2 separate regions of the Homo sapiens genome follow, and region 1 is linked to region 2. The links are chromatin loops, found by intact Hi-C in ENCODE. Cell type or tissue: heart right ventricle. All regions are shown on one strand. Each heading gives the region's core, and the rest is flanking DNA. Links, peaks and the distances in the headings are about the cores only.

Region 1 (16,860 bases), core at 5,439-13,438, 140 kb before region 2:
GGCAAGAGCTCCACTGCTTTTAAATAGTATTATCCTACGGTGCTTGTGAAGATTTTTTAAAAGGATTTTATTTTCTCATATTCAGTTGACAGAATTGGAATTAAAATTACTGTAATTCTTAATCATAGATCACCAGACCATGCAGTTTAGTCAAGGCTGTGCTGTTTTTTCTCCCAGAAATCTGGAAAATACTATCAGTTCACTATTTTTATCAGTATACCATTCTGCAAAGATGAAATGTGATTGCAAAAGTGCTGCCAAAGTAATTGAATGAAGAAAATTACATATTTGAATCTTCTACTTCAAAAATGAAAAACTGAAGTTTCCCGTTGGCTTTTAAAATGTTATGTCTGTCTAACAGGAAAAGACAATCAGCATCAAGGTTCTTACAGTGAGGGGGCTCAGATGAATGGCATTCAGCCAGAAGAAATTGGTAGATTGCGAGAAGAGATAGAAGAATTAAAACGTAATCAGGAACTTTTACAAAGCCAGCTGACTGAAAAGGACTCTATGATTGAAAATATGGTAAAGTAAATGTTTAAGAAGTTAAAATAAGAGTTCAAGAGTGGTTCTCATTATCCTGCCTTTTTTTTTTTTCCTTGGATCTCTTAAGCCAGAATATCATATGTTAAGATTTTACAGGATGGGCCAGGCACAGTGGCTTACGCCTGTAATCCTAGCACTTTGGGAGGCTGAGGTGGGCGGATCACCTGAGGTCAGGAGTTCAAGACTAGCCTGGCCAATATGGCGAAACCCTGTCTCTACTAAAAATACAAAAATTAGCCGGGCATGGTGGCAGGCACCTGTAGTCCCAGCTACGCAGGAGGCTGAGGCAGGAGAATCTCTTAAACCCAGGAGGTAGAGGTTGCAGTGAGCCGAGATCACCCCACTTCACCTCATTGCCTGTGCGACAGAGGGAGACTTTCCATCTAAAAAAAAAAAAAAAAAGATTTTACAGGATGAGCTTTAGAGTCAAACTGTTTAAACTTCAATGCTTCCTGGCTCATTGAATTTAAGCAATTTAGTTAACCTCTTTAAACTTGTTTCCTGATCTATAAAATGGTAGTGGTAATGTCTAGTTCATTGTTGTGAGATTTAATTTACTCTTCTAATAGATGGAAATTATTTAATAAATGTTTGCTTTTATGCTCTTTCTCCATATGAACGCAGGTAAATGCTTAGATTTAATAAATTGCTCGGTAAAATAAAAATTTTATTTTTTTTTCTTTAGAGACAGAGTCTCGCTCTGTTAGCCCAGTCTGGAGCGCAGTGGCACAATCTCGGCTCACTGCAACCTCCACCTCCCAGGTTCTAGCAGTTCTCCTGCCTCAGCCTCCCGAGTAGCTGGGATTATAGGTGCACGCTGCCACGTCCGGCTAATTTTTTGTATTTTAGTAGAGATAGGGTTTCACCGTGTTGCCCAAGCTGATCTTGCATTCCTGAGCTCAAGCAATCCACTGGCCTTGGCCTCCCAAGGATTACAGGCATGAGCCACCGCACCCAGCCTACAAATGGATTTTTAGCCATGAAAAAGTTGTAGACAATATGTGCTGTGTTGGAATTTTATCTTGGGCATAAAAATTAAAAGGTTGGTGTGAATTTTTTGGTAAGCACATATGATATAGTTTATATGTGTACAGTTCTGTTTTTTTTTCTCATCTCTTTAGACTGAATATATTTTATAGTTTATTTTTGTGCTATTTGCAGAAATCTTCCCAAACATCTGGCACAAATGAACAGTCTTCAGCAATAGTTTCAGCTAGAGATTCTGAACAAGTTGCAGAATTAAAACAGGTAATTTTCCACTTTGATCCAATTCTACTTTGTCATGTTTTAATTATAATAGAATAACAGCCCTATAGTTTCACAAATCTAGAACTATATTAGCAGATGTAAGTAAAATTTAAGTTAAGACAGCCATTTGAAAATCCAGAAGCTGTTTCTATTTATATGGTAATAGTACTTTGCTTTTTATTGTGTTTTTATTTTTCAGAGGTATTCCTTTTAAAAAATCTCAGCATCTCACCCATGTTATTTATAGATTATCAGTGAACTAACAAGGAAAAATTTAAATTTATAACTTGCAAATATGAAAATGTAAAATCTTATGCCTAATTTTAATATACTATGATAATTGCTTGACTAAATGTATGGGGTTTTTAAACTGTTTTGTCTAGAAAATATAGAATTTTAGAATTGGAAAAGAGAAGAAAGGTAAACTTACCTATATCTCAATTAAATGACTCCAGCTAAAAAGCAAAATAAACTTTTTCTGTGGTAATTTATAACATCTAGAAAAGCAAGTTAAACTTTTTTCTACTTGCTTATAGTATTTATAAATTCCTGTTAAACTAGATCATACAGATTTACCTTTATCCAATGAAAAAATTTAAATGTATTGTTCAAGAAAAGAATCAAAAGAGAGAAATGAACTCTGTATACTTACAATTAAATAATGTAGCAATTGGAAGAAAACTCTAGAGTATATTATCCCTAAACAGGTTCTGGGGTTGTTTTTCTTTCCTCCTCTCTTTTCTTCTCTCTCTTTTCTTCTTTCCCTCCTTTCTTTCTTATTATAAAAGAAATGCATACTTTTTTTTTTTTAATCCAAGCAATACTAAAAAATGACCATCCTCACTAACCTAGGACTAACTGTCTTCCTTCTCTCTCCACTAAGCAACTGGCCCTAGTCCACTGACATGGCTGCTTTGAAAGAGAAATGACTGAACATAGAGAAATTTTGTCTTATTTTGATAATGTCCATGTACCTCAGAGTAGATTCTAAATATCTGACCTCTTTTTAAAAAAAGAATCACTTATCATTTGAGGATTTTCAGGTCTCCAATATTTGTTCACAATGTTTTATTTGTGTGGGAAGATTAATATGCTCTTTTGGTTTTATTAAGTGTACCTATACTAGAACTGTATTAAAATTAAAGGGAATTAAGTTACTAATATATAGCCTTAGTTTGTAAATTCTAAGTAAAAATAAGCCATTTAATTATCTTTCCCAGTGAAACTTTAATTAGATATTTTTATAAAAAGAGAATTGCCTTTTAGTTTTTTTACTTTCTCCAGTTTATTTACTTTTATAAACTTTAGATTGTTAAAATATATGTATTTTTTAAGTGACAGTTTTGTTTTTTATAATATATAGTAAAGTACTATATATAGAAAACTGTAACTCATTTTAATAACTAAACAAAATAAATTAGAAAAGCCACAAATGTACATGATAGAAATTTTAAAGAGAACCAAAAGAAAAGAGCCTTTTACTTGCCATTGTCCCACCACTTACTCAGTGTCTCCAGACATTACCAAATGTCCTCGGGGATGGGGGGATATGGGGAGAAATCACTCCTGCTGAGAGCCATTGTTATAATTGCCTTTCTTTTCCTGTACTTTTTTTGGGGGAGGAGAAGGTGAGAAGTTTGGAAATTCAACATTAATAAAAACTTTCAATTAATACCCTGGTTTTCATTATAGTACTACTGCTTTCATCTGTGTTTGGTGGTCCCTAGTCTAAAGATGTCCTGTTTTGCCCAGCCACATAATAAACCTCAAGTCTTCATCCAGGAAAGGAGGAACGGTTGCCTGATGCCTAAGATTGAGACAGGGATCTGATGATCTATTTCTTAAATAGTCTTTTAACCAGGCCTGCAGTTTTTAACCTCATTTTTATCTGTACTTCCAGTGGTATCTAATGATACCAGTTCCTAACCTTTCTGGTAGTTAATGCATTCATTGTAAGTCAGGTACTATCTTAACTTTCTCAGTGGTCATCCTAGCTTTCAGCTTTCTCAGGTGTGCTGATTTAGTTATCACTGTTACTTGCTTTCTCAAAATTCCCCAATTATATTGCTCTCTTCTCTTACTGTTCTTGTTTTTGTAGGTTTCTTCCTCTCTCCCTCCCATCCTTCCTTTCTTTCTTCCTTCTCCCCTCCCTTCCTGTCTTTTATGATTTTTTTTTTTTGCATGGGATTTCAGGAGGGAGCAGAGGTAAATGAATGTGTTGAATTTTCCATCTTGAACCCAAAATTCAAGAATAGTTCTTTAGAGTTAGATTTTAAAAGTAGGAGGTTGTAAATCATTTTTTTAAATGTCTCCCTGTAAATATTTCCTTGATGAATTTAATACCATTTAATGTTATGACTCAACTATTTTTGTCTCTTAGGAACTGGCAACTTTAAAGTCTCAGTTAAACTCACAATCTGTGGAGATCACCAAACTACAGACAGAAAAGCAGGAACTGTTACAGAAAACAGAAGCGTTTGTAAGTATTTTCTCTTTTTTCTCTGGAAGGTAATAAAGACAAGGTTGATGTATTATTTCTTAGCCACAATTAAAAAGAAACAAATTCATCAGATAGCACCTTCTCTTTAGATTACTTACTAGCCGGTATTCTAGTAACATAGGCTTCATGTTCATGGTGACAGTCGTTTTATAGTCAGTCTCACCAGATTAGTTTATTCAGTTACTTAATAGTTTATTTTGCTGGTATTACATTCTATTTCTGTCCCTTCAGTCCAAGCTGGCAGTTTTTCTGCTGTCATAAAATATTCAGAAACCGTTGTTGTTTTCTCCAGAACATTCCTTCTCATACTTTTGCAATATAGGTAGACTGAGAATTTTCCAAATCTTCTAATTCTGATTCTTTTTTGCTTAGCAATTTCTTCTTCAATTTATCTCTCTTCTCTCACATTTAACTTTAAGCAACAAGGAGAAACCAGGCTGCACTCCAACACTTTGCTTAGAAACCTCAGTAAAATATCCAAATTCATTATTTACAAGTTCTGCTGTCCACAAAACACTGCAACACTATTTGGCCAAGTTATTTGCCACTTTATAACAAGGATTGCCTTTCCTCCGATTCCCAGTAACATGTTCCTAGTTTTCATCTGAGACCTCACCAAAAGCACCTTTAACATTCATATTTCTGCCAGCATTCTTCTTCTCACTATGACCATGAAGCTTCTTTCCAACTCCGCTCTTTTCTTTCTGAGCTCTCACCAGAATCACTTAATGTCCATATCTCTAGCAACAGTCTCATCAAGGTAATGCAGGCTTTGTCTACCATGCACCTCTCTTACAGCCTCTACTCATTACACAGTTCCAAAGCTACTTCCACATTTTTAGATATTTGTTGTGTCACTACCCGACTTCCTAGTATTTTAGAAAAAAGACAAGGAAAGACTGAAAAACTGTTATTCAGGAGTGTCTCCTCTAGCACTTGAGAAAAGATTTGCATTTCACTAATAATGATATTTGGCTCAATTTATCTACCTATCTAGGGTGGTAGTATGGACTTATAGGAAATTTATGAAGGAAAGGCTTTGAAAAATATTCTGTGTTTATTAAATGCTGGGTTACAGTTACATTAGAGCTGCCTTGCTGATTACTTTTCTGGGCTTACCTACCTTGAGGCACCTTAGCCCAGCCTTCCTCGTACTCTTATGAGATTTGATGCTCTTCCATGTGGGAACAGCTCATCTGACAGTGGAGAGCACTTTGTTGCACATAAATACATAAGGAATTATATTTTCTGTTAGTGAAAGTAAAATATCAAAATGGCAAAAAAATTAAATAACCCTTTGGGAGTTCATATTGATTGTAATGTTTAAGAGACATCTTTTTTTCCAATTTCTAATTTCAGGCAAAATCAGTTGAGGTACAAGGAGAGACCGAGACTATAATAGCCACCAAAACTACTGATGTAGAAGGAAGACTGTCAGCATTATTACAAGAGACCAAAGAGTTAAAGGTTTGTTTTTGGTGCAACTTTTATTTACTGCATATGATATGAAATGAACTCTAGGAAATTTTATATATCTTTCAAATTCTTAGATTTATGAAGAAAGCTAATGATGTGTAATTTTATCTCACAACATTTTCACTCCTATATTGATGATTTAAGATGGCACAAATGAAAATTTTTTTTGTTTTGGGTTTTTTTGTTTTGTTTTGTTTTTTTGAGATGGAGTTTCGCTCTGTCACCAGACTGGAGTACAGTGGCGCGATCTCGGCTCACCACAACCTCTGCCTCCCAGGTTCAAGCAATTCTCCCGCCTCAACCTACTGAGTAGCTGGGACTACAGGCGTGCACCACCACACCCAGCTAATTTTTGTATTTTTAGTACAGACAGGGTTTCACCACGTTGGCCAGGATGGTCTCCATCTCTTGACCTCGTGATCCACCTGCCTTGGCCTCCCAAAGTGCTGGAATGCTGGAATTACAGGTGTGAGCTGCCGCACCCAGCCACAAATGAAGCTTTTAAAATACTATTTCAAATAATGATAATATGTAAGATAAGCATACATATGCATGTACTATAAAAGTAAAATTTATTGAAAATATTTTTGTTTTCTTTCTTTCTTTTTCTTTTTTTTTTTGAGAGAGAGTCTCAATTTTGTGTTCCAGGCTGGATGGAGTGCAGTGGCATGATCTCAGCTCACTGCAGCCTCCACCTCCCAGATTCAAGCGATTCTCCTGCCTCAGCCTCCTGAGTAGCTGGGATTTCAGGCACCTGCCAACATGCTCAGCTAATTTTTGTACTTTTAGTAGAGACGAGGATTCGCCATGTTGGCCAGGCTGGTCTCAAACTCCTGACCTCAGGTGATCTGCCCGCATTGGCCCCCCCCAAAGTGCTGGGATTACAGGCGTGAGCCACCACACCCGGCCTGTGTTTTCTTTTTAAGATCAACATCTAATCACAATAACAAAACAAGGAGTACAAATTTAGCTAATACACAAGCCACATGTAGGCTTTCCATAAGCCGTGGAACATAGGCACATTAAATCCTGTCAGCATATTATTGTGTGACAGAGACATCAGAATAAATAGCATGAAGAAAGGAATGAGGTCACATTAAGGAAAATAAGGAAAATAATGTATAATTGTGCTTTTTGGATTGTGGCCAAATTATTTTATTTTTAAACCATAGATTTTTATTTGAAGCTATTTTCATTTAATTGTATGCTTGAAGTTGGGATAAAAAATTTTTTTTTAACTTGAGCTTTGAGTTCTAAAATTCTGGTACTAATCAGACTTCTTCTGTAAAATGCTTTGTGTTTCTGTTTACTCCTTTGATTATCTGAAATGGTACTGTTTTTTTTAAGTCTCTTAAAGGTTTTTTCAGGGATAGCTAACTAAAACTATTTTTTGGATGTTAAACTATTTTTTGGCAATAACCATTTTTGATGAACAGTCTAATAAATTCATGTTAGTGTGTGTGTTAAACCTCCTGTACCCTTAACCTCCACCCCTAAATTCCTTAGGTTGAACAAGTACAGTGATTTGTCATAGAAAGAAACTATTTGTTAAAAACTCTAGGAAAGTGAGTGCTAATTTTAGATTCCTGCCTTTCACCTTTCTTTTCCTAGAATGAAATTAAAGCTCTGTCTGAGGAAAGAACTGCCATTAAAGAGCAGCTGGATTCATCTAATAGTACCATTGCCATTTTACAAACTGAGAAAGACAAACTAGAGTTGGAAATTACAGATTCTAAAAAAGAACAAGATGATCTCTTGGTGCTCTTGGCCGATCAAGATCAGAAAATACTGTCATTGAAGAATAAACTCAAGGATCTTGGTCATCCAGTAAGATTAAAATGTCTCCAAAAATGATTTGTATTATGTTTTAGTATAATGCATTTAAAAGATTTTTAATGTAACATGGAAAAGTTGTGCCTGTATTATAGGAATGGATATGTGGGTTCATGAATATGGTACCATCTATACTGTTTTCACTGTTTTCATTGAATTTACTTAATACACAGATTAGGTTCAGTTTTCAGTACTTACAGACTATTTTCTTTTGGACCGTAAGCCTAGAAAGTGAATTGATTTGATTGGTAACAAGACTGTAGTCACCCAAGCATGTCATTATCTTTTGCCATGTTTGTTTCAGATTTGTGTGTAAAGAGGTGTAGCCATTTATCAGCAAAGTTAACTGATATATCTCATTCATATTAGAAATGACAGAGAGCCTTGGCATCAAATCAAAGAAATCAGATGGCTTATATTCTACTGTAGTTACTAGAATACAAAATTTGTCTGGGCACAGTGCTCACACCTGTAATCCTAGCACTTTGGGGGGCTGAGGTGGGCAGATTACCTGAGGTCAGGGGTTCGAGACCAGCCTGGCCAACATGGTGAAACCCCATCTCTACTAAAAATACAAAAATTAGCAGGGCGCTTGGTGGCAGGCACCTGTAATCCCAGCTACTCGGGAGGCTGAGACAGGATAATCGCTTGAACCTGGCAGGCAGAGGTTGCAGTGAGCCGAGATCGCACCATTGCACTCCAGCCTGGGTAACGAGCAAAACTCCATCTCAGAAAAAAAAAAAATTATCAGTAGTATATATTGTTAAATGTTGAATGTGACATGAACAGATTTTCACAATATTAAATACGTCTTTTTCCTCTAGGTTGAAGAAGAGGATGAACTTGAATCTGGAGACCAAGAGGATGAGGATGATGAAAGTGAAGATCCTGGCAAGGATCTAGATCATATCTAGTTTTCAAATCTCTAGGAACAATAGAGATTATATCATAACTCTGAAGATGGACTCTAAACTTTGGTTTACCTCCATGGAAAATAAAGATTTAGAAACCAGGTGGAAAACATTCACTATTAAGACTATTGATATATTTTTGTAATGTTGCCACCCATGTTGAAAACCTTAAAACTGAATTTATGTAGAACACACATCTTTTATTTAAATCCATCTGAACTGTCCCAAAATGTAATTTGCAAAGAGCTTCAAACACCAAAAATATACCATTTTAAGGCATGTGGTGACAATGCTATTTGCCTTAGTTCATTCGTTGTTTACTTTGCAAAATTTGTGACTTTTAAGTACTAACACATTTGATTGAATGTGTATTGAATTGGAATTATTATTTCTAAATTCAGCATTTGAGTCCTTAGTTGATGATTTTCTTTTAAAGAAATTAGTTTATTTAAAAGCAAGATAGCCTGGGTTGGGAGTTAGTGCATATCATCAGCCCTCCATCTAATGTGATTGCTAAGATGTGCAGGATAGGACAGCTTAGAATGAGTGCCTTGACACCTACATATGGCTGCATTCCATACCTCAGTGAAGAAGCCGAAGGATGCTGACACACAGTGATGTGGAGGGCATTCCGGAGAAACTTTTGCAACAGTGTATTAATGTGATTGGTTTTCTTTTTGTTTTAAGCTAAACATCTAAAACAAATTTCAAGTTAACAGTTCATACAACTCAGATTTAGTAGTATTGTTTATCATAAAACATATTATGTTCCTAGTTTTAAAAAGACCCAAAGTATGATTAATATAATTTATTGGCATTTTTGCTGAATAGGTTTAAGTCAGATAATAGATTTTAAAAAAGCAAATGAGGCAATGTGTCAAAATTTAATGTTTCATAATAAAAATAGATACGTTGACTTAATCCTTGGTCATGGTTCCCTTTGTTTACATCTTAAAAGTATTTTATTCTTAATAAAAGATGAGGCAAGTGAAAATGATGAGGCGACTTTTCTTATTAGGGGTACACAACTATAACTGAATGTTAAAAACAATCTTCTTTAAAACCAATGATTATGATTCCCTAAGATTGGAGGGGGTTAGAAGTACAGAAGTAGAAGAGGTTGGAAAAGGGTTTGGACGTTTTTAAATTCAGCACTGGAGTTCTTGGCAATGATTTCCTGTTGAAGAAGTGGGTTTACTTAAAGACAAGATAGCCTGGGCTAGAAAATAACGTATTTATCTGCCTTCTGGGGTCAGGAATAGGACACAACTTTTGAAAGAGAAGGAAGGTCACTGTCTTGATGAAGGAGACAGCTGTGTGTTACAGAGCACTCGTGAATGCTGCACTGTGCCCATGTTCCACCACTACTGCCATCCTAAGGTGGCACTTGCCATCAGAGAAAGAACTATATTACTGTCACCAGACCAGCTCAGATAGGTGAGGTCTTCCTAAAGTTGACAACCACATAATGAACCATGAGTTAATGACTACCTTTCAGGCTAACGTACGGTTAAAGAAAAATGGATCAGGAGTGAGAATTTGTAAATACAGAACACCAAAGATCTTCATTAAGAAACATCAGCAGAATCAGTGCTGCTGTGCTGAACTCAGTCACTCAGGATGGCTTGTAGTAGAGAAGACAGGAGGCCTCATAGCTGCACAGTTCAGCCCAGAGCCAAAGGGACATCTTCCCAACCCCAGCTGTAATTTTTTGCTGGTGAGCATCCTAAACTGGTCTCTGTCTCCAGTCCGGTTGTTACCTCTCCGACCCCACACTCCCACCATTCTCCATCTTCACCACAGTGAGCTATGGCAGGTGCCTACAGTTTGGAGTCCTTAGTACAGTAGATAAGATTCTTACCCCTAAGGTGTTGGTATTGGGAATTGGAGCCCTTGGAAGACAATACAGTCTTGGGGACAGTGGTCTCAATAATGGGATTAGTGCCCTTATGAAAGAGGCCCTGAAGAGACACCTTGCCCTTCCGCCATGTGCGAGTAGAGTGAGAAGATGTGTCTATGAGGAAGTGGGCCTTGACCAGACAGCACAACTGCCAATGCCTTGATCTTGGACTTCCCAACCTCCAGAATTGGGCTAAGTAAATTTCTGTTGTTTATAAACCACCTGATCTATGGTATTTTGTTACAGCATTCCAAACAGACATGACAGATGACATAAATTCTGCTTTCTCCTTTCTCACTTTGCTTTTGCACATGCCCTTTCCTCTGGGTCAGCCCAGGGCTACAGTAGTGGAGCAATAATCATAAAGCATGAAACCATATTTGTCCTTATGATTTGAAACTTATTCAAGTGTAGTTTATACCTCTAGCACCTCCAAAAGAAAAGAGTACCCAAAGTTACTAAAAGAGGTAAAGTGACAGCTCACATTTTAATGGGTTGAGTTACTGGTCTGAAATTATGCTGATAGAAAAAGCAAACCCTTATGTTTCATAGTTTTGTTACAACCAGTTAAGGGTCTCATGATGCTCATCAGAACTAGTAATCTTCACTGGTATAGCAAAACGTATTAAATCATTCAACTATAGGCATTGGGAATATAACGGTGAAAAAGACAAAGTCCCTTTCCTCATATAACTTACATTCTAGAGTGTAAACAAGCAAGAATAAATCTAATAAAAATTCTACACCTTTACCTTGTTTCCCCCCACCTTTTTTTTGTTTTGTTTTTTTGAGACAGAGTCTTGCTCTGTCACCCAGACTGGAGTGCAGTGGGGCATTCTCGGCTCACTGCAACCTCCACTTCCTGGGTTCAAGCAATTCTCCTGCCTCAGCCTCCCCGAGTAGCTGGGACTATGGGTGCCTGCCACCCCATCCAGCTAAGTTTTGTATTTTTAGTAAAGACAGGGTTTCTCCATGTTGGCCAGTCTGGTCTCAAACTCCTGACCTCAGGTGATCCGCCTGCCTCAGCCTCCCAGTGCTGGGATTATAGGCGTGAGCCACCACACCCAGCCCTCCCCCCACTTTTTAACCTATTGTTTATATCTTACTGTACTGTCTATGTCTTGGAAAGTTGTAGTTACTATTTTTGATAGGTTCATCATTTAGTCTTCCTATGTAGAATAAGAGTGGTTTATACACCACAATTACAGTGTTATAATATTCTGTGTTTTTCTGTGTACTAACCTTCAGGTGGTTACTTACTGCTCATGAACATCCTTTTCTTTCTGACTGAAGTACTCCCTTTAGCATTTCTTGTAGGACATATCTGGTGTTGATGAAATCCCTCAGCTTTTGTCTTGGAAATTATTTTCCTTTCATGTCTGAGGGATATTTTCACTGGATTTACTGTTCTAGAGCAAAAGGCTTTTTTTCCTTCAGCACTTCACAAGGTGGTATGTCATGTCACTCTTGGTCACAGGCCACAATCAAGGTATCAGCCAGGTTGTGTACTCATCTGCAGATCCAACTGGGAGAGAATCTGCTCCACAAACTCACTGAGGTTGTTAGCAAAATTCATTTTCTTATAACTGTAAAACTGAGGGCTTCAGTTTTTTTGCTGGCTGTTGATTGAAGTGTGCCTTCAGCTACTAATGGCCCTAGAACCCCTAGTTCTTTGCCTAATGGGCTTCTTCAACATGCTCACTTGCTTCATGAAGGCAGCAAGACTGAGTCTCATATAATGTAACATGATCACGGGGGTGACATCCATCACCTTGCCATATGATGTAACACAATCATGGGAGAGATTGCCCATCACTTTTGCCATGTTTTATTGGTTAGAAGCCAGTCAGGTCCTACCCACCGTCAGGATAGGGCATCACACAAAGGCATGACTACCAGAATATAGAGATCATTAAGTTGCCACATACTTTTATTTTCTTGAACCTAATTGTTAGTCTCAAGATGTTTTCAAAATAACATAGGGGTAAGGGGAACTGGGGAGGTACAGTTGGAAGGGGATAATACGTTTAACAGCAAAGGTTTGTGTGAAACCCCACCCACCTTATTTAGTTTCAGACTGAGATCTTTGCAAATGGACAACTAAATAGGTCAAAGTACCTATCACATTAGTCAATAAGAAATGTAACAATGGCCAGGTGTGGTTGCTCAGACCTGTAATCCCAGCACTTTGGGAGGCCAAGGCGGGCGGATCACTTGAGGTCAGGAGTTTGAGACCAGCCTGGCCAACATAGTGAAACCCTATCTCTACTAAAAATACAAAAATCAGCCAGGTATAGTGGCGTGCACCTGTAGTCCCAGCCACTGGGGAGGCTGAGATACAAGAATTGCTTGAACCCGGGAGATGGAGGTTGCAGTGAGCCAAGATCACGCCACTGCATCCTGCCTGAGCAACAGAGCAAGACTCTGTCTTTAAAAACAAAAGGCAAAAAACAAAAAAAAAAAAAAAGAGAAATGTAACAGTATAAAGAGAGAGATGTAATAGTGTAAAGCTGTCAACCACGATCTAGATATTAGTCTCTTACAAATTTGTATGTTCAGGTCAGTTCTCTGACCTTCATTTCCACTTGTTGTCTCTAGTATCTCAGACATCTCACATGTATCAAATGTTAAAAATCAAATTCATGTTCCTCTCCTCCCCATATCTGGTCCTCTCTTATGCATATCTCAGTAATTTGGCACCATCTTTTATCCAATTGCACAAACAGGACAGCTCAGACTCATCTTTAATAACTACCTCAGTTTTGGTCTGAATGCCTAAAAAGTTCTCATATTTGTCCATCTTCTTCCATCTGCCTGGTATTCTCTCCTGGCTCTTAAGCACTTGCTCTAACTGAAAGGGCCACTTGGCAAGAAACTGGGGCAGCCTCCCACCGACAGTCAGCAAGGAACTGAGGCCCTCAGTCCAGCCGCTCAGAAAGAAATCAACCTGCTCAACAACCACTAACTGAGCTTGGAAGTGGTTCCTGCCCCAGCAGAACATGAGCTGACTGTAGACCTGGCTGACACCTTGATTGTAGTTTTATGAGAGACCCTGAAGCAGAGGGCCTAGCAAAGCCATGCCAGATTTCTGACCCACAGACATTGGGAGATGGTAAGTGTGTATTGTTTTAAGCCACTTAGTTTGGGGATAATTTATTCTGCAGCAATGAATAACAAATATATAGGAGGTGGTAGTACATAGTACCTAGTTATCTTCTTTTTTAAATTGTTTTTATTTTTTATTTTTAGAGACGGGGGTCTCATATGTTGCCCACGCTGGTCTCAAACTCCTGGGCTCAAGCAATCCACCTGCCTCAGCCTCCCAAAGTGTTGGAAGGCAGTGAGCCATTGCACCCTGCCCCCTTTCTTTTTAATGTCTCTTTCACAATTTTGATAGTTTTTACCACTACAAATTTCTACCTTATGTGTTGGGATGAAATCTGCTTTCCTGTTGTTGATTGTAGTTTGCTTCGTTATGATCCTGCAGTCTTAAGCAGCAAGTAGGTACCCCCGTGCCTGCTCTCTAGGCAATCTTCCCTGCTTTTTCAAGTGTTCCTTGGTGGTTCCTTGAATAAACTCTGTCTGTGTACACTGTACCCAGATTGAGCAGAAAAGACAATCACCTCCATGTTTTGAATACTTTCCTTGTCTGAAAGCCACTTACTCCATGTGAAGCAAGGCTGGTAAGGTGCTCAGTAAATGTTGGCTGTTAAAATCATGTTCTCAGGCCGGGTGCAGTGGCTCATGCCTGTAATCCCAGCATTTTGGGAGGCCGAGGCGAGTGGATCACCTGAGGTCAGGAGTTTGAGACCAGCCTGGCCAACATGGAAACCCCGCCTCTACTAAAAATCTAAAAATTAGCTGGGTGTGGTGGCGTGCACCTGTAATCCCAGCTACTCAGGAGGCTGAGGCAGGAGAATCACTTGAACTCAGGAAGTGGAGGTTGCAGTGAGCCACGATGGCGCCATTGCACTCCAGCCTGGGTGACAAGAGCAAAACTCTATCTCAAAAAAAAAAAAATAAATAAAAAATCATGTTCTCAATGTAGTCCAACATTTTAGTAGCTTTTTAGGAGACACTGTAGCATTGCAGACTTGTTGCCTGCTTATTTTCCACAAGTGCTGTTGTTAAGCAGTTTTGTATTTGAGCAGCTGTTCTTTTTGACTCCCAAGGACGCTCCAGTTTAAATTTCAACTTGTAAAGTTCCCTACATTGCTGCAGCCTTTCAGGCTCTTTTTTATATTCTGATTTTTATCATAAACACTTCATATTCTCCATCTCTAAAGAAAAAAACTGGTGGAGGAATTGTTTTACCCTGCGGACCTCACCATGTTATTGCCACAATTCAATATGCTCATGCAGTGGAAAACTCATAAAATTTCAGGTTTATTTTTTTATTTAAGATCAGTTATAACACATTATATAATTGAGATTGCTTATGGTTTAGAAGTGCTATTAGATATCTAATAAAGATACAGAATAAACATATAATAAAGATAATAGGATTCTGAACCTCATTTAATATATCTAAATAACTTTAAAATTTTCTAATCTTATATAATTGGTATTTTTCTTGTTAATAAATACAAAGCATCTAGTGTTGAAAAAGTACACAAAGTACTTTTGCAAAGTACATTGCAAAAGTAAGACATTAATTTGTCTTAAATCATAATCTCTCAAAACTTTCATACTAAGGCAAGTAAATGAATACATTATGACAAAAATTATGTAGATATTGAATTCAAAGCAGTATCTTCCTTGTTCAAGTTGCGGTATGAGCATATCTTTATTCTGTTTGGTCATTTTTGAAGGGTGTTAACAATATGCTGCCATTTCAGTGACAAATTTCTCATATCAAAGCACTCTTTCTCCCAATTTAATAATCTTGAGTCATAGTAACAATCAGTATTCAAAGGAAAAAAGTTTTGAGTTAAAAGATTTTAATATTTAAGGTAACTTGGGTTATAAGTAACAGAGAACCTAATTCAGAATAAGTGAGACTAGAATATTTGGAAATGAGCATAGAAAACTCCCGTGAGATATCTTGCTGTCATAGAGAGTTGAGAAATGAGCCAATAATTGGAGTAGGATGTGGGGTCAACAGGGAGACATATTTTAAAATAGGAAATACTAAAGGAAATACACTGATGGAAATGTTTGGCTAGAAAAGAGGAGGTGTTTACAGTGCTAGAGTCGTCCTTGGGGATAAGGTCTAAAGCACAGTGGCAAGGGAAACCTTGGATTGGTTTATAAACAATATATCTGTAGTAACAGGAGAGAAGGTGGAGAATATGGATTAAAAAGGAAATTGATGGGTCTGTGGTGGTGGGAATGTGTCAAAATTTTATCTCATTGCTTCCATTTTCTAATTTAAACAGGAAGCAAGATACCCATTGAAAGTAAGAACTGGGGAAGAAATTTGATGAAAGTGGAGATATTATAAAGATAGATGTCTTAGAGTGGAGTGTGGGAAACTGAATGGGCCAGGAAAATGTAGTTCCAAGCATCAACTTCAGACACAAAAATGTCCAGAGGAGTGAGACTTTATTGTCTGTGTCTCTTTTTGAGGGCCTGGAAATCTTTTCTTGAAGCTTCCAGCCGACTGCCTATCAGTAAGGGTTAACATCTCTGAACATGTTTAGGTCTACCTGGGAAGGTGACCTTGGGTCTGCCTTCTCACAGCACTGTTCCCTTGGCAACTACCAAGTTAAGCTAGTTGAGGAATGCTTTGTGCTAGGAACTGACTACCTGCCTTGTTTGCTGTGAAATCCCCTATCTGTGGATCTCCACGTGAACTGGGAGAGCTATGAGTTGGCACCCAGACAGACAACTGATGAGAGACCTACCAAGTGAAGCCGGGCACTTCAATCTTCCTCAGGAGCTATACACACCCTAGAAAGGTGATGGAGGCCAAGAAAATGTATACATAGTAGTCTCTGAGCCTCCAGACGACATGAAGATACTATGCACTCCGTATTCCTGTATTGTATCACTCTATAAAGTTAACAAATGAAGTATTAGAATGAAGTCTGTTATATCATATGAGTTTTACTGGCAACCAAAACCTGTGACTGGTGCTGATAGGGACAGAATTGTATTTGAAGCAGGATTGGCATTCAGATCCTCAATTTGCATCTTCCTGTTTTATGGTCATAATTGGCTCACAGACCCATTTACTGGCAAACCTATTACTGTCAAAGGGAATGAAACCACCATGATTGCCTTGACTAATTGCAGTTAGTCACTCACGTTCCTGGTGTGTAGTAGGTGAGTGGGCAGCACCTCTTAAAGCACACTTCTCGGGGTGGGTGATAGATACATAAACAAAACAAGGGTTATGTTAGGAAGAAGGAAACCTAAACCCTTGCTCCTACACTTTTAAATTTCTGAGCGAATTACAAAACCTCTAAGAATCTTAGTTTCTTCCTGGAGCTAATTATACCTAC
Region 2 (16,860 bases), core at 5,009-13,008:
TTTCCTCCTTGGCCAAATTTCTTTTAAAAACACCTCTGATGGTAACATAGATATTAGGAATAGCAAGTACAACAAAATTGGATCTTACGAAGATGGAACTAGAAGTATTTTAGATTAAAAAAATTTTTAGTAGAAATGTTTGATAAGCAACATTACAAAATATTTAAAATGTAAAGGAGTTCATGGCCATGAGCTGTAAAAAAATTTTTTTAAATGTAAAGGAAAAAATCCAATCAGTTATATTCCCATCACCCAAACCTAGCAACTACTTTCATATGCATATTTTATTTATGAAATTGTAGTTATACGAAGCACCATTATTTTATGTATCTTGAAGAAAAATTCACTGCCATTTAAACTATGATACGCTGTCTTACTAGAATTTAAAAATGTGTATGTATTGAAAGAGTTTTCTTAAGTTTTTTGTCAAAATTATTTGAAAATCACATATCTACTCTTCTATGTTTTTAAAAAGTGAAATAAATTAAGCTATTGCTTAAGCTTCTTTGCATTCTGAATTAGATTCTCCTGAATCACCATTTGACTACAGATACCCATGTTTTTCCACACCACACTACTTTTCTGTGCCATTAAGAATCTTGGCTGGATGTGGTGGCTCACACCTGTAATCCCAGCACTTTGGGAGGCCGAGGACGGTGGATCACTAGAGGTGGTCAGGAGTTTGAGACTAGCCTGGCCAACATGGTGAAACCGTCTCTACTAAAAATACAAAAAATTAGCCGGGCATGGTGGTGTGCGCCTGTAATCCCAGTGACCCGAGATCGTGTCACTGCATTCCAGCCTGGGTGACAGAGTGAGACTCCGTCTCAAAAAAAAAAAAAAAAGAAAAAAAAAGAATCTTAGTGCTGGCCAGACATAGTGGCTCCCACCTGTAATCCCTGCACTTTGGGAGGCCAAGGTGGGAGGATCACTTGAGGTCAGAAATTTGAGACCAACCTGGGCAACATCGCGAGACCCTGTCTCTATTAAAAATAAATTTTAAAAAATGATTAATAGCTAGGCATTCTGGCCTGGGCCTGTGGAGGATCTCTGGAGCCCAGGAGTTCAAGGCTGCAGTGGGTTCTGATTACACCACTGCACTCTGGCCTAGGTGACAGAGCAAGACCCAGTCTCTGAAAGAAAAAATAAAAGTCTTAGTGATGCCTCATTTCTTAAAAGTTCTCCACTCACGAAGGAGGTTTCAAGGTGTTTGTAATGTTTCTTAATCTGAGTGCTGGTTACAGGAATGTATTCAGCTTGTGAAAATTCATTGAGTTTAAGTACACTTGATGGTACCTGTACTCTTCTTTACATGTCGATAAAGAGTTTGGAATTTTTTAAAAGTTCCAGTTTTTTTCTGGAATTTTCATAAAGGCTACTAATTCCCATTCTGCAAATTTTGATGTTGGTCCCTGCTTCATGTTAGCAGATGTCAAGTGAAAATAGCAGACCAGGTTTGTGAATGTGCAGGCAATGACAACTACATCAAGACTGTTGTCTGGCTGCAAACATTTTTAAACATCTCAATTTCAGAGATTAAATGTGTAAAGAAATTGTCTTAAAACCACTTGATCATTTTATTTATTTAGAGACAGAGTCTCGCTCTGTCACCCAGGCTAAACTACAGAGGCTTGAACTTTACTCACTGCAGCCTTGACCTCCGGCACTCAAACGATCCTCCTGCTTCAGCCTCCTGAGTAGCTGGTATGGCAAGCATGCACCATCACACCTGGCTAATTTTTACAAGGTCTCACCATGTTGCCCAGGCTTCTTTATCATTTTATACTCTGCTTTTGAAAATAATAGTGGCCAGGTACAGTGGCTCACGCCTATAATCCCAGCACTTTGGGAGGCTGAGAAGGGTGGATCACTTGAGGTCAGGAGTTCGAGACCAGCTTGGCCAACATGGTGAAGCCCTGTCTCTACTAAAAATACAAAAATCAGCTGGGTGTGGTGGCGGGCACCTGTAGTCCCAGCTACTCAGGAGGCTGAGGCAGGAGAATTGCTTGAATCCAGGAGGCAGAGGTTGCAGTGAGCTGAGATTGTTCCAGTGCTCTCCAGCCTGGGCTGGAAAAGAACAAGGTGATCTGCCTGCCTTGGCAGAAAAGAACAGGAACAGCCTGTTTTGAAAAGAACAAAAGACATTGTAAACACTGGAAATGTTTACAATGGGAAATGCTTATTATAATAATGGCTGCATAATACTCTATCATGTGGATAAATGATAGTTTTATTCAACCATCTTCACACTGGGATTGGACTGACAAAACATGAAAGCAGAATCTACAGAAGGAAATAAGTTTACTACCTAAGAAATGGTCTATACAAATATAAGCTTATGCTATTTAAGGAGTACAAAATTAGCTGTGTTCTCTGCTTTTATTTGCATTTGTAAACACGTGCAGACCAAAGACTCTGCTAATATTGGAAAGGTTCTTTCTAGAGCCTTGACCTTGTAAGAGAAAAGGCTACAAGTCATTGTCCTATATTTTTATTCATATTTAAGATCTTTTAAAAAATCTCATAAAGTACATTTCAAAAGAACATAAGCAATTGATGAAAGACTGTCACTTGGTAGAACTATATTATCTATATATGGTTTTAAAATGTGTTATCTAAAATAGTTTAAAGAACAGAATATTCTGAGTAAACATTCTAGTTGAAATGGAGTTGCAATGCAAGTCTATACAGAGTAAATTTTCAAAGGATTAGACTTTGAAGAAATAACATTTATATTAACCATGGTCACTTGCTGAGATCATATAGCTAATATATCAGCATTCTGGATTTATATACCACTTTTATACATTATGAGCCTGGACAAAGTTAAGTTCATCCCTGAATGGCTTCATTCTCTATGTTGACAAAATTTGAGACTAAATAGCTCAAGTTCAGACACTGATGACTTCTTCAAAGTAGAATTCACCTTGCAAGCTCACCTACCCTCTAATGAAGCATTCACCCTTCTGAGAATCTCATCTTCAAATGGATAGCAAACAAAATATTCTCAAGAGAAGATTTGGAAAACAATAAAAGGAATCAGATAGAAATAAGATACTATGGGATTAAAGAAATAAAAGTTCAGAATATGCATTTATAAACCACATACTGTATCTTTCTGTCTTGCATGTAAGAAAGGCTAGTTAAGAAGAGGGTGAGGGCACAGTAGAAGAACAGAAGTCAGAACACAGAATGGACTTTGGTCTCTTGGTATCTGAGTGGGAAAATCTAGAGGAAGGATGAAACTTCCAGGCGCCATCACAATTCACACAATAAAGCTATAAAAACTTGTTGCTATTTTGAATTGAATTTTTTTCACTTTCTGGATCCAGACACAGGAGGAGACACCCAGTTCAAAAATGCGAAAAAAAAAAAAAAAAGGAGCAGTTTCCGGTCTAAAATATACAAATTTGCATCGAACACTTCCTGTAAAGCACTGTAGTTGCTGGGGCTTGACTCTGGTGACTTGACTAATCCCCCAACAGCAATCTGGGGCATTTTAGGGAAAGTCTCTAAGTCTCATTGAAATAAAACTGAAGTTGAATGTAGAAAGTGAACAGAAGAAACTGGAAAGGAAATAAGAACACTGGTTTTAGAAACTGCTTTCTAGGCCAGGCGCAGTGGCTCATGCCTGTAATCCCAGCACTCTGGGATCACCTCACGTCGGGAGAAAGCCCGTCTCTACTAAAACAAAAATACAAAATTAGCCAGGCGTGGTGGCGCATGCCTATAATCCCAGCTACTTGGGAGGCTGAGGCAGGAGAATCGCTTGAACCTGGGAGGCGGAGGTTGTGGTGAGCCAAGATCGTGCCATTGCACTCCAGCCTTGGCAACAAGAGTGAACTTCGTTTCAAAAAAAAAAAAAAACAAATAAATAAATAAAAAAGAAAATGCTTTCTGAGTGCAGAAAATTGCCCTTTACTCTAACTTGAGGTAACATCTACCACAACATTATCTGAGAAAGCTGAAGCAAAAGGCACCAAACTATTTCCAAATGCAAAAAATTGCATGCAAACAGACTGTCCCCTGAAATGGATGTAGCACGCCTGTGGAACGTAGAACACCACACACCACTCCACATACAAAGGTACGTATTTGGCATTAGAAACCTTTTATTGAGACAAGGTAAACAGTGGGCTGAAAATATTACAGGCTGAAGGAAGGCTGAGGAAACCAGTATGAAGGCAGCTCAAATGATGAACTAAATATATTCCAAAGGTACTATTTATACTTAAGGCAGTTTTAAAAGTGAGGTCTTAACCAAAAAGCCTTTACATGGCATTCAAAACAAAAACAAAAACAAAAAAAACACGGGGGGGGGGGGGTCACTTAAATCTCTTGGATTGACTAAAAGAGCTAAATTATGTACCCAAAATCTGTACAGCAGGGGCCTGTTTTCAGCAGGAAAGCCTATGTACAAGTAAGAACCTCTTACTCTTGTAACATTGTCCTGTTTTGTTTTGTCTTATAAGAATATATAACTCCTATCCTCACAGAGTTAGTCCATAAGGCCTCAGTGACCTCACAGAAATATGGAGTTAACCTCTACTACAGAACTATTTACACTGCACTGTAAATACACATATGTGTGTCCACCCTCACAGCTAAGCTGTCAATGCCTTGAGTGAAGGGGTTACAGCTCATTCGTTTTGCATCTACAGTGACAATGAATAGGCACTCAATACATACTTTTTTTTGCATGAATGATAAATGAAATGATTTTACATTACCACCACTATTTACATTAACATTCCTACCATTAGCCGTCTCCAAAATAAAAACACAAAATTGCTGCCACATGTTCAGCAGTTTTCACAATACAGTGTGTCTGGACTTTTTAATGTAAACAAACATGCTTGATTTACCAATTTTCAGAGCAAGGACACAAACTTAGCATTCTTCTAGGAATGGAAAACTTGCCAGGAAGTTACTTCATTCTTTTTCTCTTTTTCAAAAGTGCATCTCGTAGTGCCAACTGTAAGATAAAAAAGTATTGAAACATGATAACTCTTGGGTACCCTATTATACGAATTTGGTTACATGAAAGTTTACTAAAAAGGAATCACCAAGTCAATACACCATCCTGAAAAACTATAAATGATAAAATATTCCAAAACAGATCACATCTGAATCGAGGATGGGGCATATTACTGCTAGGAAATATGCAAAACTCTTGACTGCTGTTCCCAACTCATGGAGGCATAAGCTCAAAACAGGAGCAGCTATGGAATGCAGAGACTACTATTTATTATCCCTGTCTCCAGGGATAATAAATAATACTTATTTGGTCTATGTGGCTCTTAATATTTTGGAGTTGTGGATGGAATACATTGTCTAAATTAAAAGTAACAGGAAAACAGATTTTTCTTCATAATCAATCACCTTTCCCAATATCACATATATTCCACTAAATATGGCATGTATGGATCACTCAAAGATTTTATAATGGCATTCAGCACTTGTGTAGATTTATGATAACTCTATCAATATAAAATCTGAAACAAAGAAAAGTGATACCTTACTAAGAAAATGTTCTAAGTATATGCTAACACTAACCCTTTATAATGGCTCAAACATGAAGATATTAACTCAGAAATTGAAGCCCTGACAATTGTAGCTTATGGCAAAATATTTATTCTAGTTAATACAGGCTCTAATTTTTAACTTGTTTAATTATTTTGTGTTGGAAGTATGTAAAGTGAACATGAAGAATGAAAGCAGTGAATTGTATATCATAATGAGACTCAGTCTAGGCTTTCATCTCCTGGAGTTTGTCTCTAACCAGAGGCTGGGTTCTTCAAGATCCCCAGGGTAGAACTGGAAGGTGAAGAATTTAACATCTAGAGAAAAAGAAGACTGAAGGATCAGTGTCTGACGCAAACCTACAAAAGCCCTTATAAAGTTTTACATGTCAAAAGAAAGCAAACATAGTATTAAAGATGATCAAAAATAAACCAAAATTAAAGTTAACCAAGACCAATGTATACATCTTAAGTTTGTGATGGATACTATTCCATTAATTCCCAAGTACTATTCTTTGTCCTAGAAACTTTTAAAAATCTCTAGCTTTTATTTAATTTTTATTTTAAAATTCTAGCTTAAATTTTAACAAGATACACCTAAAACAGTTTCGGGGTAGAAGTTACCTGGCTCTACATACAAATGTTCAAACTTTTTGGATTTTATGATTTCCAGTTGACTCTTTGCCTTTAACTCACACCTGGGTCTTGGTATGTCTTTGCAGAAAAGCAGAAGAGCTGGGATACTTAAGGCAGAACAAAAATCTGTAAGTTCATTTCAACTTAATTTGGCTAAGGAGGTATTTTCCAGATTCATCTAATTCTATCTTATTTTCCTCATCTGCAAAATTGGTTTAATCACAGTAACTGCACATACTGTTGTATACTGATTAAACAAGTTAATAAATGGAAAGCCCTGGAATAGTGAAGTCTCATGCTAAGAACTAAATGTGTTAGCTAATGTTGGTTATGGGAATTTACTTCCACTCATTAAGCTTTGTAGCAAAGCACAGCCTACTCTCACACATATTTCAGTTCCTTCCCCTTCAAATGCCACCAATTAAAGAAAAGGAACAGGTATATCCCCCTTTTCTTCTTTTATCTTTCTACAGGCTTTACTGCAAGATCCTCCTCTCCTTCCCTATCGTATGCTTTACTTCCCTCTTCTAGTCTCATCCCAGTCACCTCTTCATATTCTAACAATTTACAGTAAGACCTCATGTACACTTTCAAGCCAGGTAAGATTCCTTTATTTAAGACACTGAAATATCACCAAAGGGTAGGGGGGTGTGTGAAGTGTGATGCTCCTTTCTCACAGGGCCCTTGGGGTCACAGGGCAGTTTTGGGGATGCTCTGTAACTGTTGTGTCCAATAGGGTAGCCACTAACTACATGTGACTACTGAGCATTTGAAATGTGGCTAGTCCAAATTGAGATGTGCTGCAGTGTTAACGACATGCTGATTTCAATTAGCTCAGAAACAAAAATGTACAATATTTCACTCATAATTTTTATATGTTGAACTACATGTTGAAACAATACTATTTTAGATATACTGGGTTAAATAAGATATATTGTTACAATTTCCTCTTTTTTTACTTGTTTATTTTTAAGTGATATATGTGGTTCATATTATATTTCTATTGAACAGTACTGGTCTAAAGGGGAGAACAGAGAAAATCAGGAACTTAAAAGTTTATGTTTATAATGAAGAGATCTTGAAGAAAATACAGGGCAAAGGGACACACATAGAAATTCTGATTAATATCAGGTTCCAAATGACAAGAAAATTGGAGAACAAGAAAAAACATTCTTGAACCAACAAGTGCATATGTCCAATGAAATCTTAATTTACTCTCAAAAAGATTCTTCAATCTTTGAGAGTTATTTTATGACTCGAGGTGCTTGAAAGGAACAAAGCTGGGCTTTCCCTTCATGCCAGAAAAGGCATGCTAAAAAACAAAGGAAGTAGGGGTGGGGGGAGCCCTAACTAAAATATAACAAGCTCACAGAAACCTTATAATGAAACAAGGCCTACCAACAGGGTAATTAATACTTCCTCAACCCTGAAATGTTAGTTAAGGGCCAGTGAAGGACAGACTAATGGATTTAAGTCAATCCTATTATAATTTTAGGAGAATGTGGCAAAATTTAGAGTACTTAAAATCCTAAGTGGCACCTTTCCTTTCACCTCAGTTTCAACAGCTTCTATTAAAAATGCCGTCATTATTTAAATGATGTTGTTGAACACAGTTTAGAACTAGAAAGAGTCAACAGGGAGAGCTAAATGGTACCTTAATTCAGTGAATACTGACTTGGAACCCACAGACACAGCACTGCCCTAGAGGGCTGGCCGTTACATTCAGTGCTGGCAGGCTGATCCTTGGCTAGCTATTTAGGAACACTGATTCACAATATGAGACTGTTTAACCCAGAGCTGATATCCTGGCAATTCTTCAGAATGATATTTAGATACACTGCTACACCACAAGGAGAGAAAGATACAAAAGCATAAACTTGTTTTATCACAATGAATAACTGAAATAAATGAGCTGCCTAAGTAGCATGGGATTACCATTCAAAGGCCATGAATGGATAAAATGTAATCCCAAAGCCTGTAAACATCAGGGCTTTCAAAAGGGCACATACAGGAAGGATCATGCCAACACACTATTTATTTTGCATTGCTTTTCTGAAACTGTTTCTGAGATATCACCACACAAAATTATTGGGTTTTGAAAAGTACCCACGCCTGGGGCCAGGCGCGGTAGTAGCTCACGCCTGTAATCCCAGCACTTTGGGAGACCGAGGCAGGCAGATCACGAGGTCAGGAGATCAAGACCATCCTGGCTAACACGGTGAAACTCCGTCTCTACTAAAAATACAAAAAAATTAGCCAGGCGTGGTGGCGGGCACCTGTAGTCCCAGCTACTTGGGAGGTGGAGGCAGGAGAATGCCGTGAACCCGGGAGGCAGAGCTTGCAGTGAGCTGAGATTGCGCCACTGCACTCCAGCCTGGGTGACAGAGCGAGACTCTGTCTCAAAAAAAAAAAAAAGAGAAAAGTACCCACACCTATAATCCTAGCGCTATGGGAGGCTGAGGTGGACAGACTGCTTGAGTCCAGCAGTTTGAAACCAGACTGGGCAACATGGCAAAACCCCATCTCTACAAAAAATACAAAAATTAGCCGGGTGTGGTGGCAGACGCCTGTAGTCCCAGCTACTTGGAGGGCTGAGGTGGGAGGATCACTTGTAGGGAGACCCCCTGAATCTATTGCTACAGAATAAAAGATGAAATGCTCCTCATTATTGTAAATACAAAATTGCATGCAAGATTGTGTAAAAACAATGCCAGGTTGGGCTGCCAGAATGAGCCAACAGCACATGATGTGCTTCCCCCTGCAGAGAGCCTATGAACGGACGTGCAGTCAGGGAGGTTTCACATCACCAAGATTCCTATCCCAGAAAAGCAGATGTTCATAGCTCTGGGAATGGAATGTGACCCTTGTGGAGAGCCTATAAATGGATGCATGAGGGGCGCCTGTCCATATGGATAAGATAGGGTTATAAACGCCCTTATCTTGCCACGGCTCTTGTAGGTCTCTTCAAGAGTAAGGCATACTACCTTCTGAGAATTTGTGGTCTAACCAGTTGTCTAGCTTCACGTCCTGTTTCTATTGATTGTTTACAACCAGTTTTTGCTGCAACTGTTACTGCTGATTAATATCTTGCTAAACGTAGGTTATGGATAGACTGTGTTTCTGTTTTAAGGCTCTGTTAGAAATTGCTGATGCACACACTATATTGTAAATTCTTATCTCTGTATACTGTACTTCTGCATACCAATGTTATGTTAAAGAATTACTTCATCCCCATGTGACCATCTCACCTCATAATCAAACGACCCTAAATCCCTCACTAACCTACGCCCACTCTCACTAAACTTAATAATAAATGGTGGTATATCCAGTGCATTGGCAGCATCGCAGGACCAGAAGGCGGTGACCCCCCTGGACCCAACTTTCACTATCTTGTGTGTGTCTTTTATTTCTCCACCTGCCTTTCCACTTGGGAACAAAGAAAGAGCCCCGTTGCATTGCGGGCTGCTGGCCAGATCCCGCAATAATCACTGGAGCCTGGGAGGTCGAGGCTGCAGTGAGCCATGAGGCTGCAGTGAGTTGTGACTGCACCACTGCACTCCAGCCTGGATAGCAGAGTGAGACCCTGTCTCAGAAAACCAGGCATAAAATTGGCACTAAAAAGTTATTCAATTAATTTTGATATTATATTTCACAGATCAAATGTCAGAGAATTTTAGCATGGGAAGGAACCTCATGGATGATCTAGCTTGCATTCCTTTACTTATACTGGAGGAAAATGGATTCCCCTCTGGTCCCACAGCTGAGTCTCAATCAAGTCAGGTCTGGGATTTACATACCCTGAATCCTTCTCACCTCTCCATGCTCTCCAGCAATGCTCCCATTAATGGGAACTCTCCAACAATGCTCTCCAACAATGCTCCCAAGACACACACAATAATGCCCAGTCTTCAGAAGGCGCAAGTCCGTCTCAAATGTAAAGCTGTCTTGGAATTACAGTGCTGTTCTTGCCACCCAAGCTTCAAGTGGAACTCACCTGTTTTTCTCGGAAGGAACGCTTATTTTTTGACCGGACATTCTGGCTATACCGCATCATCATAAAGTTCTTCTGTTTTTTCTTCTCTTTATTTGTCGAACTGGAAAATGGATTTGTTTTGGTTTTCTTCCTCACAAATTCTTTTCGGTCTGTCTTTCCAGCCTACCAGAACAAAAAGTTTGATATTTCTTCTTCAACAACATACTTTAGGAGTCATCTAATCAACATTAATGTCTCCTCTGTGTCAGAAGCTCTACTAGGTGCCAAGGGCACAGAATGGACAGGACACAGTCTTTGCTCCTTGGGACCAAGAAATGGCCATACAGTATTATAACAGAGCAAGGGGAGCTCGGTGGAAGAAAAGTCATAATTTAGCCTGGTGAGGTCAGGGGAACTTCCTAGAAAGGGAGACAGGTAGACTGTTTTTTTTTTGTTTTTTTTTTTTTTGCAGGATGAAGGCATTCATGGTAAGGGAAAGGAGGGGAAAGACAGAGCATTTCCGGAAGAAGGGACAGTGCACACAAAGGTGTGGAGGAGAAAGGACACATGGAAGACAGAGGATGAGGTGGAACTAGGAGGGGACAGTGTCTCAAACAAGTGGAGATACAGAAAATGATGTTGGAAATGTAGGCAGGACACAGACATGAGCAGCCACAGCACTAGCCACAGGCAGACTCCAACTGGCTCTGGCTTTTCACTGGTGACTGTAAACACATTCCTACTTTTCTCTTAGCTTTGATAAATATAGTGGCTTCCTGACAATACAGACATGTAATACTGCCTTCCTGTGCTCTCTACCTTGTTTTGAGTGGTGGTTACATGGCTATATACAGTTGTCAAAACTCATCTAACTGGCTGGGCGCAATGGCTCATGCCTATACTCCCAGCACTTTGGGAGGCTGAGGCGGGTGGATCGCATGAGGCCAGGAGTTTGAGACCAGCCTGGCCAACATGGCGAAACCTTGACTCTACTAAAAATACAAAAATTAGCTGGGCGTGGTAGCAGACACCTGTTACCCCAGCTACTTAGGAGGCTGAAGCAGGAGAATCGCTTGAACCTAGGAGGCAGAGGTTGCAGTGAGCTGAGATTGTGCCACTGCACTACAGCCTGGGTGACAGAGAGAGACTGTCGCAAAAAACAAACAAACAAACATACTAACAAAAGCAAACCCAAACAAAACCCCTCATCTAACTGAACATCTAATATCTGTGCATTTTAATTTCTGTGTTAATTATACCTTTATTTAAAACATTTTTAAAAATTGCCATTCTGTGGCTATACAAGTTCTGGCTTATGTTTCATTTTATTTGCTTTCTGTTTAAAAAACTAGGAATGATATGCTCACTCACCATTGCAGTTGCTAGTCTTGTCTCTTTGTCAGACTTTGGCTTTTTATGAAGGCGTTCAATGTCCCGAAGAGAAAGTAATTCACCCCTGGGGTGAGGGAAAAATAACACATGAAACAAGAATGGAATTCTGTTTCCTGATGCTTTCATTACCACATGAGCTGACTGAAGTACTAAAGTGGATGTGCCATTTTACCTGGGCTCTTCATCACTGTCTATTTCAATGTATTTCCTCTTCTGGGATTTCCCGGGGGCAGCATCAAGTTCTTTTCTCATTTGGGCCATGCGGATTTTCTGGAAGTCTTCCTGAGTTAAAACTCGGCTAGTGCTGATGGCTGCAGCTTTGGCCTTCCGCTCCTCCATGGGCATGCTGTTCAGCTTCTTGGACTTGAAACCACACAAGGGCTTAAATGGCTACCAGCTCAAGTGAGAGCTCAGCCATTTAAATTGTAGCCTCCCAACAAGGCCCAGAATAAATTACGTCTTAATAAACACCAGGTTATAAGATGAAATTTTCAGACTTACGATTTCTTGCTGTTCTTCATCGGAAGAGTGTTGCACATCAATCCATTCACCATCAGCATCCTCCTCCTCACTGAGACTGGTACTTTCCCATCCATCTGCGTGAAAAAAGCAAACCCACTACTGCCATTTTATGTTGCACATTCAACATAAAGTTGAGATGAAGCAAGCAACAGAAAAGTAATGAACCTTGAACAGATACATTATTAACCAAGAACTGAGCAATATTTATTGTTAAATAAACAATGTGCCTTTAGTTAATCTAAGGAATAGGAAATAGGCACTGATCAAGTATCTACCATGAGTCAAAACCTTACAATCACTCTCTCTAACCCTCATAACTCCAAAGAAAAGGAACAGATGCTCAGAGTTTAGTAATGTGCCCCAAGCCACACCGCTAAAAAGGCATCCTACACTGAAATCATGAAAATCATGTCTACCTTTAGGGTCATGTTCTTTCAACTAAACCAACTGTGTCCATCAAAACTGCACTTGTACATTTATCCTGGCCACGCAGCAGGCATCTAATTTGTCCTATGCGTGTTACCCACGTATGAGAATCTAGTTAGTCATTCAGACAACTGAGGTAGAATATTTGGGATGTTAAAGAATCCTGAAGACACCTCAATAAAAAGGTATCAGGCTTCTTAATGGAGCCACCACAGTTTAAATTTTCTAAATCACAGACACTGCAATCTTTCCATGACTCCCTATGATCTTTAAGAGAACGTGCCAGCTCTTTTGTCTGGCATATACATAACCAAGTATGAAAAGGTCACCAAACTCTATCTCAAGCCTCCTGTCTTTCTATGTTCCATCTTGTATCCTACATTCTAATAGTTAGTTCCCTAAATCCTTCAAGACTTTGCTCACACTTTGCCTGGAAAGTCTCTGCTATTCTAGCATTCCTTGCCAAATACCTGGCTCATCAGTCACCATCTCTCCAAAGCCCTTTAAAAAAAAAAAAAAAAAGGCCGGGTGCAGTGGCTCACGCCTGTAATCCCAGCCCTTTGGGAGGCTGAGGCGGGCGGATCACAAGGTCAGGAGATTGAGACCATCCTAGCTAAAACGGTGAAACCCCGTCTCTACTAAAAAATACAAAAAATTAGCTAGGTGTGGTGGCGGGCGCCTGTAGTCCCAGCTATTCGGGAGGCTGAGGTAGGAGAATGGCGTGAACCCAGGAGGTGGAGCTTGCCGTGAGCCGAGATCACGCCACTGTACTCCAGCCTGGGCGACACAGCAAGACTCTGTCTCAAAAAAAAAAAAAAAAAAAAAAAAAAAAAAACCTAAAAAAAAACTTCCGAGGTGGACCTGACTGCTCTCCTGCCCTTATGCCCCCACCCACTCCAATCATAAATCCTGTTAACACTTCATTCTTCAGCCCTTTGGAAGCCCTCTAGAGCAGAAATAATACCATTCATCTTTGCATTGGCAGTGGCTGGCTCACAACAAATGCTTAAGAGGGCTTTGATCAAATAGGCTGGGTGCACTGGCTCACGCCTGTAATCCCAGCACTTTGGGAGGCCAAAATGGGAGGATCACCTGAGGTTAGGGGTTCAAGACCAGCCTGGCCAACATGGTGAAACCCTATCTCTACTAAAAATAAAAAAATAAGTCAGGCATGGCTGCACACGCCTGTAATCCCAGCTACTCAAGATGCCGAGGCAGGAGGATCGCTTGAACCTGGGAGATGGAGGTTGCAGTGAGCTGAGATCGTACCACTGCACTCCAGCCTGGGCAAGAGCGAGACTCCAACGTGAGGAAAAAAAAAAAAGATTTGCTGAATAATGAATGAATGGACAGGAAGAATACACGACTCTGGAAATTAGAATGGAGTTCCTCGAGTATTTGCCCACAAATTCAACATGCATTCTCCTTCAACAAGGAGAATTTTGGGGGATTCCTCTAAGGGCTAACCCCCGTAATTTTTTCTAGGCAACAAACACAAGATCATTGTCTTTCTCAAGCACCAAACAGCATGCCCTTGGATGAGCGGCAGCCACCCCGAAGGTCATGAAAAGGCATTTCCTATGCTAGAACATAAGTTCCGCAAGAGGAGGAACCATGCTCAATTGATCCCCCATACTTCTAACAGTGCGTGGCACATAGTCATTGCTCAATAAATATCTGCTGAATGAATGTTCAAATAGTATACAATTTAAAGGTCTGCACAGATACTGCAGGAGTGTTTTGCCCAAAATAAGGGTGAAATAAAAATCAACCTTCATCATTTTCAGCATTCTCTTCTTTCTCAACTTCCAGAACTTCTGCTCCTGGAATGTAATCTTTAGCATCTAATTCTCCATATTCTTGTACTCTTGCTTCTATGGAGGCCTCTGTAGGCTTACCCTAAAGGAAAAGAAATTGTTTGTAATAAGTTGCTTAGATCATAAAACCTTAATCATGAAAGGTAGTCTCTGAAATTATGAATTTATTTTATTTATTTATTTGAAGACAGGGTCTTGCTCTGTTGCCCAGACTGGAGTGCAGTGGTACAATCTCAGCTCACTACAACCTCCGCCTCCTGGGCTCAAGGGATCCACCCACCTCAGCCTCCCTAGTAGTTGGGACTACAGGCACGCACCACCACACCCAGCTAACAAAATTATGAATTTAAAAGGGAGCACTATAAAAAATGCTGGTAACCAAATGACAGCAACAGTTTGCTTATGTCTCAGGTCAAAATAAATCCCCAGCCAGCAATCTGTCCACTATTTTCTTGTTGTGTTTTGATCTAGATCAAGACACTGGTAGTTATTAGAGAGTAACTGCTCTAATTTTTTAAGTCTTGAAAAACGTCATCTCTCTTTCTGTTACATACATGCATCCCTCCTCCCTTCCAACTTGAAAGAGGTAGTATCTGGCTGTGCAATAGCCTGTTCACAAAACTGGCATCAGCTACTGACTGATCTTTGAGATTCCGATCTGTTAATAACATTAAAAGCTTTCAAGCTGAAACAGCCTGATAGGTCTTCAAGACACAGTCATCATCAATGAATATGTGCCAACTATAAAATATTCAGGGCCATGGTATTTGATTCCAAGCTTAAAGAATACAACCGTGTGCATCATAACCATGTAATCATAACAGAAGCATCATAAGTACTAAAATCCTAATTGTAGGAAATTTCTCTCAGTTTGTGAGACCATAACCTTTAGACCAACATAAGTGTGCTTTACCTACCCGGAATTTCTTCTGCAGCATCTGAGGATTCAGTGTTCGGAAGAGGTGAATCAAAGTTCTAGCAGACATCATTACATCTGTAAAATAATACTTTTAATTAGAAATTCTGGCCCATAGAGTACAATGAGGTAAAAAGGAGTCACACTGTACTCTTTGGTGTGTAGAGAGTAACATGCAGCTTACTCTTATCCTTGTGTGTTTTATACTGAGCCAGGTCTTGGAGAAGTTCTTCAGTCATGGCCAGAGGACATCGAGCTGTTATCTCCTTTATAGCATTGATTCTAGAAAAAGAAAAACAAAGTTTAAAAGAGCCCGAATAGCAATTTTTTCATGATTCAACACAGGAAGACTTCCTAAAAAGATTAACTCAAAAGGAAAACACGTTGAGTTTTATATAGCTTAGGTCTCCAAAACTGCAGCATGTTAGAGAATGTCAGGTAGGCAGCCTTAGAGGGCTTTTATTCCAGTTACTGCCATTTCCTCTACTGGTGGAATAAGGAACAGTGTCCGGCACACTAAATCAGAGAAGCATTTACTTGCCAACTCTAAGAAGAGATGGGACTAGCTCAAATAAGAAAGGTTAAAGTCTTTAGGGCTATTATCCTGCAATATTTTCCAAGGAAAATAAAAAGCTGCTGTTCAGCATATCACTTACTTATCAGGACAGATTAGACAATCCTTAAACCAGTGATTATACTCATTAAGTGTTTTTTAATCAACCAAAAGGGCTACTAAATTGCCCTAGGAAAAAAGAGTGCTTCAATAATAAATCACTCGTTCCAGGGTTCTATGGTTTGAATGTTCCCTCTAAAACTCATGTCGAAACTTAATTGCCACTGTAATGGTTTAAAGAGGAGAGACTTTTTTTTCACTGTTTTATTATTATTATGCTTTAAGTTATAGGGTACATGTGCACAACGTGCAGGTTTGTTACATATGTATACATGTGTCATGTTGGTGTGCTGCACCCATTAACTCGTCATTAACATTGGGTATATCTCCTAATGCTATCCCTCCCCACTACCGCCACCCCACGACAGGCCCCGGTGTGTGATGTTCCCCATCCTGTGTCCAAGTGTTCTCATTGTTCAATTCCCACCTGTGAGTGAGAACATGTGGTGTTTGGTTTTCTGTCCTTGCGATAGTTTGCTAAGAATGATGGTTTCCAGCTTCATCCATGTCCCTGCAAAGGACATGAACTCATCCTTTTTTATGGCTGCATAGTATTCCATAGCGTATATGTGCCACATTTTCTTAATCCAGTCTATCATTGTTGGACATTTGGGTTGGTTCCAAGTCTTTGCTATTGTGAATAGTGCTGCAATAAACATATGTGTGCATGTGTCTTTACATCAGCATGATTTATAATCCTTCGGGTATATACCCAGTTATGGGATGGCTGGGTCAAATGGTATTTCTAGTTCTAGATCCTTGAGGAATAGCCACACTGTCTTCCACAATGGTTGAACTAGTTTACAGTCCCATCAACAGTGTAAAAGTGTTCCTATTTCTCCACATCCTCTCCAGCACCTATCGTTTCCTGACTTTTTAATGATCGCCATTCTAACTGGTATGAGATGGTATCTCATTGTGGTTTTGATTTGCATTTCTCTGATGGCCAGTGATGATAAGCATTTTTTAATGTGCCTTTAGGC

Evidence for each region. Hi-C counts contacts between places; a loop is a spot of excess contacts. Peaks named below come from ENCODE experiments on the same cell type or tissue, not always from the same donor. Only the 100,000 strongest peaks of a DNase experiment are listed, where the experiment ranks them.
Region 1: a loop joins it to region 2, with 2.5 times the contacts of the local background. A loop is called at or near these places in 8 of 110 quality-filtered maps.

Annotation. Positions count from the first base shown.
Region 1 is chr4:75,804,779-75,821,638 of GRCh38, forward strand. USO1 (USO1 vesicle transport factor) reads left to right here. Exons shown (of 24, transcript NM_003715.4): 19 at 362-525; 20 at 1,708-1,794; 21 at 4,175-4,273; 22 at 5,654-5,761; 23 at 7,382-7,597; 24 at 8,428-9,508. The coding sequence ends at 8,517. Among named protein-coding and RNA genes, the nearest start is that of USO1, 89 kb to the left of the region's middle. In heart right ventricle, for the core only: no CTCF peak of the experiment used is centred there; no DNase peak of the experiment used is centred there.
Region 2 is chr4:75,945,823-75,962,682 of GRCh38, forward strand. It overlaps SDAD1 (SDA1 domain containing 1), which reads right to left. Exons shown (of 22, transcript NM_018115.4): 15 at 15,389-15,486; 16 at 15,206-15,282; 17 at 14,244-14,370; 18 at 12,025-12,119; 19 at 11,696-11,886; 20 at 11,503-11,587; 21 at 10,153-10,314; 22 at 4,093-4,975. The coding sequence ends at 4,928. Among named protein-coding and RNA genes, the nearest start is that of NAAA, 13 kb to the left of the region's middle. In heart right ventricle, for the core only: no CTCF peak of the experiment used is centred there; no DNase peak of the experiment used is centred there; H3K27ac peaks cover 870 bases.